Linked DNA regions of Homo sapiens: region 2 is linked to region 1. A link is a loop called in an ENCODE intact Hi-C map of the cell type or tissue named here. Cell type or tissue: heart left ventricle. All regions are shown on one strand. Each heading gives the region's core, and the rest is flanking DNA. Links, peaks and the distances in the headings are about the cores only.

Region 1 (5,386 bases), core at 336-5,335:
TACCTGCCATGGAGGTGTCATCCAGCCTATGCTAAAAATATCCCAGCGACTCCCACCTCTAGTGGTCACCAATGAATGTGAAGGTGAGATCAGTCACAGCAGCCGCTGTCCTCCTGAAAATAATGGGAGGTGTAGAGGGTTCCTCCCTTCCCAGCATTGCATGGGAGAAAGGCCTGAGGTACCCACCTCTGTGGGACAAGATGGAAGCTCAGGAGAAAGGAAGAAAAGATCCTCCCTCCCTCTTTCTCCCTCTCCCCAACCACATTTCTCTTTTTCTCTTCCTGAAATTAATCTATAAATCATTTTGATTTTAGGCTCTGGTGGCTTAGAAAAACTTAGATAAAAGATAAGCAATTTCTTGTGGCCTTTTTTGGTATGGAGAGTCTAAATAATTCAAAACACAATGAAAATATTTTCCTTGAAAGTGATTGTTATTGATAAATATCATCATTCTTCGTTGTCATCATCACTGGTCATTTACTGATATTTAGTGCATTCCACGCGCACAGATGTTGGCACGTGCATCTTGTGAAATTCCCACAGCTCTGCCAAGGAGGTGTTAGTATCCCCCTTGTACAGATGGAGGAAAATGGAAGCTAAGGCTATGCGTGTGGTTTGCCCAGGGTCACACCTCTAATAAGAGGAATGACCCAGATTAGATTAGATCCTCAAAGCTATAAATCATGCACCAGTTGCCCAAATTAACTGCATTCACTGTATGTTACACGCCTCTGATAAAAGTTGCCTGTAGGAGGATTCATGGAATTTCTCTTCTTTCCCCTGGATTTCTCCCCAGATACAAACAAAATCAGAGTTTCTATTAAGGGTGCCTTCAGAACATGAAAATGAGGCTAGAGCATGATGACAAATTGATGTATTTTTCAAATCCATTGTATTTTTTAATATAACACTTTTACCTCCTAAATTTACACACGTAAAGTTTTTAAAAAGAGAAAATAAATGTTTAAAAGTAAATGCATGCCAATTTCAGTGTTTTCCAAAGAAAGTCTGTATGGTTTGCTTTGATGAGCAGTATGACATTAGAGATGGATGACAGTCCTGAGAGAAGGAAGTCACATCTCATACAAACCAGGCACTGTCATCAGTCACAGAAAGCTGCCATTTGTCAAGGTATTCTGCACAGGGAAATGTAAACTCAGATCTAGAAAGCCAGCACAATACCGAGGGGCTGCACATTAGGGAACAGGTGTATTTCCAAGCAAGAGTGACTCAGATGAAACGATCTCCACCTTTCACAGGACCTGCAATATGCCGGTCAGCTACAGAACAGCCTTTGGGTGGAGAGAGAAAGACTTGCTGTCATAGAGGACATTTCCTCATTAGTGAAGGCAAGGAAAGGAAGAACTGCAAAACCTCTTTCAGCAGGAAACCACTGCCTGCATGTCTTGAGAATTTTAGCATTTCCGCTCTTGTATTTTTCTTGTGAGTGTGGGTTTTAGCATCCACTAATTACAGCATCCCTGAATTTTATTCCTTCGCTAGGCATTATATGTAAGTAAAGGGAAGCTGTGCTGGGCTTTCTGGAGGGCCCAGGCATTCCTCATAGCACTTGTAGTTACCTAAGCTCTCTTAGTGTTTCCATTTGTAAAATCCATCTTTTGCTGATTTGTATTTTCGCTCTAAGGATTCTTTGTTTCATGGGCTTAGTGTTTTTCTGAGCTTCATGTCCTCGGTATTCTCGGAAACGTGAATATTTTGAAATACACTGTTAAGAATGAAAAAGGATTTCACCTGGCTAACTTTTTGTTAAGGTACAAAAAAAACAAAATTCACTTTTAAAATATATTTGTCAAGTGCCTGACATGTACACTATTTAAAGACGAGACATAAACATTGTTTTGATTACAGGGGAATAGACTCTGTGTGGTTTTATTGATTCAAAGGTGCATACTAATTGCTTTTTGATAGTTGCATTAACTTTGTATTTGGGAAGTTATTTCATCTGACTCCCTGAAACTTGCCCGAGGGTCCAGTAATCACTATTGTGCATATGGAGAGAAGCTAAAGAGAGTGACCAATGCCATCTAACCCTGTCTCCTCAAATCCTCGCACAGTGATGGAGGCATAGCAGGTGTTCAGAAAGTTGAAATGAATGAATGTGGCTTCTTTCCTTAATGTTCATGGAATTATTTAGAAAAAAAAGGAATCCTTGATTGACACTGGGTCTGTAAAAGCACAGCAGTGGGCTCCTTCCCATCACATCACCTCACCAAAGGTGGATTCTGAAAACTCTCCCAAGGCCCAGTCCCAGGATTCACCGGGCAGCCCTCACGACCTGCGCACTCACTGCAGAAGCTGCCTGAGAGAGCAAAGCCGGAGCCGCATGGTTCCCCCTGAGGAACGAGCGCAGCATCCGTCCAACGTGCCAACCTCAGACACGAGCTGGGCAGCGTTTTCAGATGCTGACAGCAGTTCGGTCTCATTAGAGACACAGATATTGTCATCAAAGTTCAAACAGGATCAGAGACAAACAGTTTGAAACATAACACTGAAAACGTGGCTGTGACTGCCAATTATTTCAAATAAGCCTCCTTTGTCTGGGTAGTTGGGATGCCCGCATTGGGTCATGAAAAGAAGAGATGCAGGGCTCAGAGCTCACAGTCTTCTGTGCGACCCCTTGGGTCAGGCTGTGTTATGTCAGACTGCAGTGTCTCGTCTCCTGAAGATTTCACGAATTCTGCAATTCCCCTACGCAGGGAACCCAACTTTTCATTCATGTTTATTTGCAGTAGATCTCAATCTGTGAGCTCTAGATAACGACAATAACATTTTCCTCACTTAAAAGGCAGATAAAAGCAGAAGTTTAGAGCATACAATGGCCCAATAAGTTTGAAAATGCAGTGTTAACAGTGTAAATTACTGTAGTGGTTAGTTGTTATAATTATTTTATTTCTAATTTACAGTACAGTTGGTTGAAAGTCTTACTCCCTCAGTAAACAATTAAGAAAGATTTTTCAACTTTTTATCCTCTTTAAACTTATATACATAAAAGAACGGTTGCATCTTATGGGAATATTTTATTTGAAGAAAATGTTAATAAATTAACTGACACCTTTAAATTATTCCTCGAGAAATCCATTCTCCTGGAATTAGAAAAAGAATTTTCCTTTTGCAGCTGGGGAATTTGCTAAATCTGCAGAGTCAAAGCAGAAATGAGGCTCAGTGATTCCCAATTCCATGGATTTGTCTATGAGACTTTGCTCCCTGCCTGGTGACTCTGGCAGACACTCCACTTGCCTACCCAAACTCAAATTTCCTTTCTTAGTAAGAGAACCCCATTTGCATCAGAAATGACAACATGCACAAGTGACAACTACATTTTCCAGCATCTGTTTCAGCCAGCTTGGTGAATGAGTGAGGCTTCAAGAAATGTTCGCATCTGCCTTATTGCTCTTGACCTGTTGGCTGCTGCTTCTTGCTAGAATGTGCGTGTGGGAGCTGAGGGTGCAGCAGCCATCTGGTAGGAGCCAAGTATGAGGGCATATGCCCAGGGTAGCAGCATAAAGACAGAAGGAGACTGAGACAGGGGTCATACAGTGGGCCCTTCAGAAAAGTCTTGATCTGCCTATATCTACTGTTTTCAGTAGAAAAAAATAAACCTTGTATTTGTTTAACCTGCAGTTATTCCAGTTCCTCCTACCAACTGAATACATTTCCTACCTGAAAAAGTGTCACAATGCAGTTCTCCAGTGAGTCAGAAAGATTAAGAAAAAGTGTCACAATGCAGTTCTCCAGTGAGTCAGAAAGATTAAGAAAATATTTTCTCTCAATTATTTATAAGATCGCTATTCTTAGAGTTTGCTGTTTGGAATAGAAAACCACCTGCCCATTCCAGTGCCTGGTTTGTTGATGTGGTACTCTCCTCTTCCACACTAGGCAGAGTTCTGGTCAGTTTTCACTTGCTCACCACCAAAGGCAAGTTCTTGGCCAACAGTCCAAGCGTTCAGAAGTTTGCTGCGATTGTGTATTTCTCATATGCTCCATAAAATCAGCATTGTTTCTCCTCCAGGTTGAACCCCTGGGATTCTGTTTGTCTTCATTACCCTGTATTTAAAGTGGAATATTCTGTGCTAACTTAACGAACATGTGATTTATAGCTGACAAAGTGTCCAACCACTGCCTGAGACAAGGGATTTTTCTCTACTGATTCAAAAATAATACTCTTTGGTAGAATATTGACACAGCATGACTTGCCCCTGGTGATGGAGACAGCGTCCCTGTCACTGTTTTGCCGAACACCTTTAGCTTTTCTCTATTCCCCTAAACAGGCTTTACAGAGAGGGCACAACATGAAAAAAATTACAACCGGTGGTGGCACAAAAAACGTGGTGCTTAGCCAACACTCATGATATTAAATAGTGGTGAGGCAATTTACTAAAATATTCATTTGTCTGTGTCGTCTTCGTTTTTTCCCTCCACGCCCCTCAACCTAGCACTAATCCCTCCTTCTTGAAATTTTAGGAGCTGGGGTGTCTTTTAGAAAGTAGAAGCTTTCGGCTGGGCACGGTGGCTCATGCCTGTAATCCCAGCACTTTGGGAGGCCGAGGTGGGTGGATCACGAGATCAGGAGATTGAGACCATCCTGGCTAACATAGTGAAACCCTGTCTCTACTGAAAATACAAAAAATTAGCTGGGCATGGTGGCACACGCCTGTAATCCCAGCTACTCGGGAAGCTGAGGCAGGAGAATCGCTTGAACCCGGGAGGCGGAAGTTGCAGTGAGCCAAGATCGTGCCACTGCACTCCAGCCTGGGTGACAGAGTGAGACTCTGCCTCAAAAAAAAAAAAAAAGAAAGAAAAAAAGAAAAGAAAAGAGAAAGGAAAGTAGAAGCTTTTAATTTCTATTTGTTACTCTACCCCTCTAACTAAATTCCTGTTGGAAGTTAGAGGCACTTATTGTCTTTTATGGAGGCTGAAATGAACTGAGATTAGGGAATGTCCCGAAGGAAGGGAAGAAAGGACTTGGCCTTTAAAGGCCTCAAGAGGGAGAGATTTTCTAACAGATGAGATAGAGCTGGGACACTATTTGTGCTATGAATAGTTGGTGGGACCCCTGAGGGTTAGCTGTGTAATGCCCCTAGAGACGGTGCCCCCTCGAGGTGTAGGTGCCCCAGCCTCTCTGGGGACTCCCAGAGCCAAGTATGGCAACAAGCAGTAGAGTCCCCAGACCTGAAGGTAATTTAGAGAGAGTCGATAATGGACTACATCTGTCCTAATGCCTGGGACCTCCCTTCAATCCTAGCCTAGACCGGTGTCAGGACCTTTGCATGACAGGAATAGAGCTCAAGGAAGCAAGCAAGCAGGGATGATTTGGGTTTCATTTCCTGTCAGTCCAATGGTTGAACTCAAATTTGAGCTGACTTAA
Region 2 (5,386 bases), core at 223-5,222, 190 kb after region 1:
TCAGTAATAACAATGTAGCTTTGGGCTATTTTAAGTTTTCTATCACTAGGCATATGATTTCTAGAGAATGAAGTCCACTGAATTTTGGACATAATTGTTTAAAAACAGCCCTCTTTTGTGTCAATTAGACGTAAAGTAAGATCCCTTTTTCTTTTTCTTTTCTTTTCTTTTTTTTTTTTTTTGAGACGGGTGGGTCTTGCTCTGTGCCCAGGCTGCAGTGCTGTGGCACGATCTTGGCTCACTGCAACCTCTGCCTCCCAGGTTCAAGCATTCTCCTGCCTTAGGCTCCTGAGTAGCTGCGATTACAGGTGCCTGCCACCATGCCTGGCTAATTTTTGTATTTTTTTTAGTAGAGACCTGGTTTCACCATGTTGGCCAGGCTGGTCTCAAACTCCTGACCTCAAGTGATCCGCCCGCCTCAGCCTCCGAAAGTGCTGGGATTACAGGCCTGAGCCACTACACCTGGCCCCCTTTTTCAAAGAAGCTTCCATTATATTTTTGAATAAAGAAGTTAGCATTAATATGCACAACTGCATTCTATGTAGCTTTCATAAGAACTTATATGATACAGTGTCTATATGTGAATCAAAAGGGAATTGATAAATATTTATTGCCTTCGATATTGTTAAAATACAACAGCCTTTATGTAAAACCTCCAGAAAAGGTCCCAAGCCATTTTCACTCCCTTCTCTGATCAGACAGTCAATCTGAGTCACCACCTATTTGTCCCCTGAGTCAGTCTGTCTTTCTCTTTTCCTTTTATAAGAAGTAAATTCCCACTGGACAATCCATCAGAGCACACACGGATATTTTAAACCTATGCCAAAACCAAGACAATGACTATTGAGAAACAATTGAAAACATTTTATTTCACCAAAACCCCTTGTCAGCCTAAAGGAATGCCGCAGTATGGGGACCACTCCGCCAAGAGACAGGGTCTTGTCGATACCACCTGCATGTTTCATGCCCTTAAGAAAATTAGTCTGTCTAGATCTCATTTCCTTTCTTTCCAATGAAAAATTGTTTGTCATTTCTTACCTCTCTGAAAGCTTAATCGTTTCCCAGACTCACAAGGATTTGTCAGAATAAATGAGAATAAATGAAGAAAATAAATGAAAAGGGTTATAATTGTACATAGAAACACAGTAGGCACTCAATTAGTTGACCTGAATTTAATCAACATTTTAAAATAATTCTTAAAAAGCACTTGAGTCTTCTAAAGAAATGAGTTATAGGCATCAAAATAATAATTTTCAAGAAAAATATAGTGATAGTGTCAATAGAGCATATCAGTTAAAAGGGATTTAAATAAAACCTGAGAGTAGAGATTACGATGTGACACGTATCACAAACACAGCTACACGAAAGCTGTCATGTTAGAATGATAACAGTGGAAAGGGCCATGGAGGGCATCCAGTTCCACCCCTGACATGGAACCGGGAATGTCTTGCACAAAATCTCAGACAGAGACTCACCAGTTTGTGCCTCGACACAAGGAAAAGGGCTGGTAAGAGCACGTGGAGCTCTTCATTCTTCAAGACCCTATTTGTTAAAATATTCACATGCAAAACAGCCAGGAAAGGGGAAAACTTACACCATTTAGTCATTCGTGGATTTTCAGTGAAGCAGTGACTGTCTACTAAAGAACACTAGAAATTAAGGACTCTGGCCCCTAGTCCTAGCTTTGTGTTTTTTTCACAAGTGAATGTGCACCAATAATGCTGCAGATCTGGGGAAATCCATTTTCCCCACACATCTGCCAAGCCATTTACCTGGGCGACTTTTTTTTTTTTTTCTAACCTATATTCTCTTTACTTGATGTGGATCCATGATACTTTCTATTACCTGCTCCAAAGAACAGGTGTCCTCCCTCTCCTAGTCTTTCCTGCAGGGATAAAATAAAAGCAGGGCTATGCTAAAAAGTGTCCACATAGAAGACTATAATAAAAGAGCAAATCAGGACTGGGTGTTCCAAGTATCTGTAATTGGATTTATTTTAAAGAAAGAGAAATGAATGTACTTTAGTCTCCTTGAGAGACCAGCCACTTCAAGGCAGACTTTAATCATCAACATAAGCTTTATTAAAATACTGGTTCATCCTGAAGTTCGACTCAATGGCCATTTTCTCCTTTCTCTTAATTCTGCACACTCGTGTCCACTGTGCGATGCAAGACCCTTCAGAACAGCCCACCCCTCTTACTGTCTAATGTTTCCAGTGGCACAGGGACAGATTCATTTGGAAATCCCTGGGCCCAGTGTCCCAGGAAGAAACCCACAGTTGAGCCTGGAGTGACTGTCCTCTGATTCTCACACTTACCGTCTCCTGGGGCTCCTCATCTTCAACACGGTGACCAGCGTGAAGAAACAGAGCCTGCCCCCTACAGACTATCATTTAGAGGGAGTTTATTTCTAGTGTCCTTCAGACCCGCCCAGTACACCTTCTTCTTTCTCACCGCACCTGCACCCTTGCACCTCCAAGCCTCTGGGTCCCATTACCTCGTCCCCAGCGCTAACACACAGCCTTCTTTTTTATCTCAGTTTTACCAAACCAAGCATAAAAGAAACTCCCTATCCTCAAGAAAAAAATCAGAATATAATCATTGTTATTAATGCTGCTTCTCTTTTCATAAAGTAGCATTGGGCTATTTTATTGCTTTTTCCCAAATTCCAAAATTTGCTTTTCGTTGTCCTTTCCCAAATCCCAAAATTTGTTCATTGTCCACAGTGGATGGCAGCCTCATGGTTATTAAATCTCTCTCCTGAGTGCCCTAAAGCAGCATTCTGATGATTGCTCTGTATTTTTTGTCAAACTGTATTTTTCTTTATCTTCATCATATAGCTGATTAAGAATTTCAATCATTTCTGCTTCCATCAAATCCTAGAAGAAGGGCCAGGCCCAGTGGCACATACCTGTAGTCCCAGCTAACCAACAGACTGAGGCTGTAGGATCTCTTGAGCCCACTATTTCAAGGACAGCCTGGACAAAATAGCAAGACCCCATCTTTAAAAAATAAAATAAAAATCAAAAAATTGTACAAATTCTAGAAGTAGGGTCCAATAAACATTTCATGCATAATTCTTCAAAGTAATTTTTCTCTATGGTACCCATTTTATTACTCCAATTTTAAATTCATTGGAGATAAAATCCATACCAAGTTATCAATGATCATAAAGAATGGGAATTCATTAGTCTTCTCTAGCTCACCTGAGCTGGAATCATTCTAATGTACTCTGTGCTGACTCACATTTGTGTTCCTTCCTTTGATTTGGAAAGAACCCATATCAAATATTTTATCTAAAAATCAGATGCTCGCATTTCTCAGCCCATTTTTATCATTCTAAGTTCATGTGTTTAAACTTGAAAATAACTGTGCTGAAGCACTAAAAGAAAAACAAAGACTTTTCCAGCATGTAAAATTCCTGTTTTATGAATTGAAATGGGAATCTAATAATGGTCCTGGGGAACACGTAGAAGGAATCCAGGACTGGACAGCAGGTTGGGCTAATGATCCAACCCCTAGGATCACCTCCAAAGTTAAAGCTTAATGAATCTAAGTAAAGTTGACCATGTGCTTTAATAAACCAGGCAACACAAGCTGATGACTTAAAATACACATGAGTTAAACGTGCAAACTGATTACCTCAAATGTGCATATAGAAGATTTTGGAATATATAACTTCAATAAAATTGATAACAAATATATCACTGATAACTTGCCAACTGCCTTACCAAAAGCAATTTATTAGTCCTGAAATTTATTTTCCACAGCTTACTAGCTGAAAGACAGTGGAACATGTTGTAACAGTTTTTTCATATTTGAGTATAAAATGACTTTTATATTGCAATAGGAAAAAAACTCAGTCTCGAGAATAATTTGAAAATGTCACATGATATGGTAGACAGGTCTACAGTTTCTTAAGGTAAAAAAAAATGCGAACTACAGAATACAGTTCTGTAACACAGGAGTTAAATATGCTTATCAACAGCAGGGCATTGGAAGCTAAGGATCTGGCAGTTTGAGTTAGTGCTGTTTATAAACCAGATCTCTTTTGATCCTTTAATTTGATATTTAGAAATTCATATATTCATCTTTGCCATAATAAGATTAAAATTGCATGTTGCAACATTATTGAGGGGAAAAATGAGTGTTTACTATATAGATATTTATATATTATAGATATTTAATGAATGACATTCTAATTGAAGTAAAAATAAATGTACAAGCCTCCCTTTGGCATGTTTGACATACCCAGATTTTAAAACTGAAATAATGTTTGCAAAAACAATGCATATAGTTCTTTGCCATGTTATTTTTACTGGGTTGTTCATTTATTTCACCTTAGTCTTAATTTCAACATTTTTTTTTCTTTCAGGGCGTGATTCTCAGTCACCAGACTCAGGTACAGAAAAAATATTCTGAATAATTATTATATTATTTGTGACTTTTAGAAAACATATTCATAGCCACATCGCTGACTTCATGTTAAATTTAAATTTCATGTACTGTTATGCATATTAAATTAAACCTCTAGTAAGAACACTACAATTTTGGAAATAAAAATGATTTTGGAAATAAAAATAAATTTTATAAAAAATGTTTAAGTGAACGTAGATATTTTTGTATCCAATTGTTTTCCCTTAATGAAAGCTTGGAGATCTTACAATGATGGCAATCAGGAGACACTGAACGGAGATGCTACATATTCCTCTCTTGCAGCAAAAGGTTTTAGAAGCGTTCGACCAAACCTACAAGATAAAAGATCACCAACTCAGGTAACCCTGCACACTCTTGGCTACTGCATTATTTTAAGGCATGATTATTAGACCACTGCTTACAGCCTCTTTCCTAATGTGCGTATTTCAATACGTTTTATTTTTAATATGTTTTTGCTTTTGTATTTAGTTTGCTTGCCAGGTTTGTATTTACAACATGGAGAACAAATTTTAACAAACAAGGGTTTGGTTTGGTTTTGTTTCTGATTAAGCTTATCAAAGTATGTCGGTTTTTAACATAATCTCTAGGATATATTCTAATTCTTTAAAAGCTGACAGCTGATGCTTTGGATTTAAACTGATGAGGTCAGCAATACATTATGTATTCAATAACTATGAGTATGCAACTATTATATTAACTAAAAGGGCTCTGTGTTGGAGATATTAGTAAAATTGTGCCACAAGCATGAAAATTGTTATAAAACAATGCTATTAAATAAACTATATATATATATGTCAAAGTCTAATAAAATATGCCAAGAGAACATATGTTCACTTTTAACATAATTTCCCTGAATGTAGATGGAGCAAATGTTATAATGTATTCTCTGGCAACACTTTTTTCCCCAAGGGCAAACATTGATAATAAACATAAGTGCATTCTAAATGGAA

The links. Hi-C counts contacts between places; a loop is a spot of excess contacts. Peaks named below come from ENCODE experiments on the same cell type or tissue, not always from the same donor. Only the 100,000 strongest peaks of a DNase experiment are listed, where the experiment ranks them.
Region 2: it touches region 1 in a loop (1.8-fold over the local background); 1 of 110 quality-filtered maps calls a loop at or near these places.

The regions. Positions count from the first base shown.
Region 1 is chr4:185,867,586-185,872,971 of GRCh38, reverse strand. It overlaps a transcript of SORBS2 not described here. Among named protein-coding and RNA genes, the nearest start is that of SORBS2, 58 kb to the right of the region's middle. In heart left ventricle, for the core only: a CTCF peak has its summit at 5,001; a DNase peak (open chromatin) is centred at 2,351; H3K27ac peaks cover 3,486 bases.
Region 2 is chr4:185,677,811-185,683,196 of GRCh38, reverse strand. SORBS2 (sorbin and SH3 domain containing 2) reads left to right here. Exons shown (of 27, transcript NM_001395207.1): 6 at 4,375-4,401; 7 at 4,650-4,774. Among named protein-coding and RNA genes, the nearest start is that of SORBS2-AS1, 93 kb to the right of the region's middle. In heart left ventricle, for the core only: a CTCF peak has its summit at 2,378 (motif pointing left); no DNase peak of the experiment used is centred there; H3K27ac peaks cover 1,797 bases.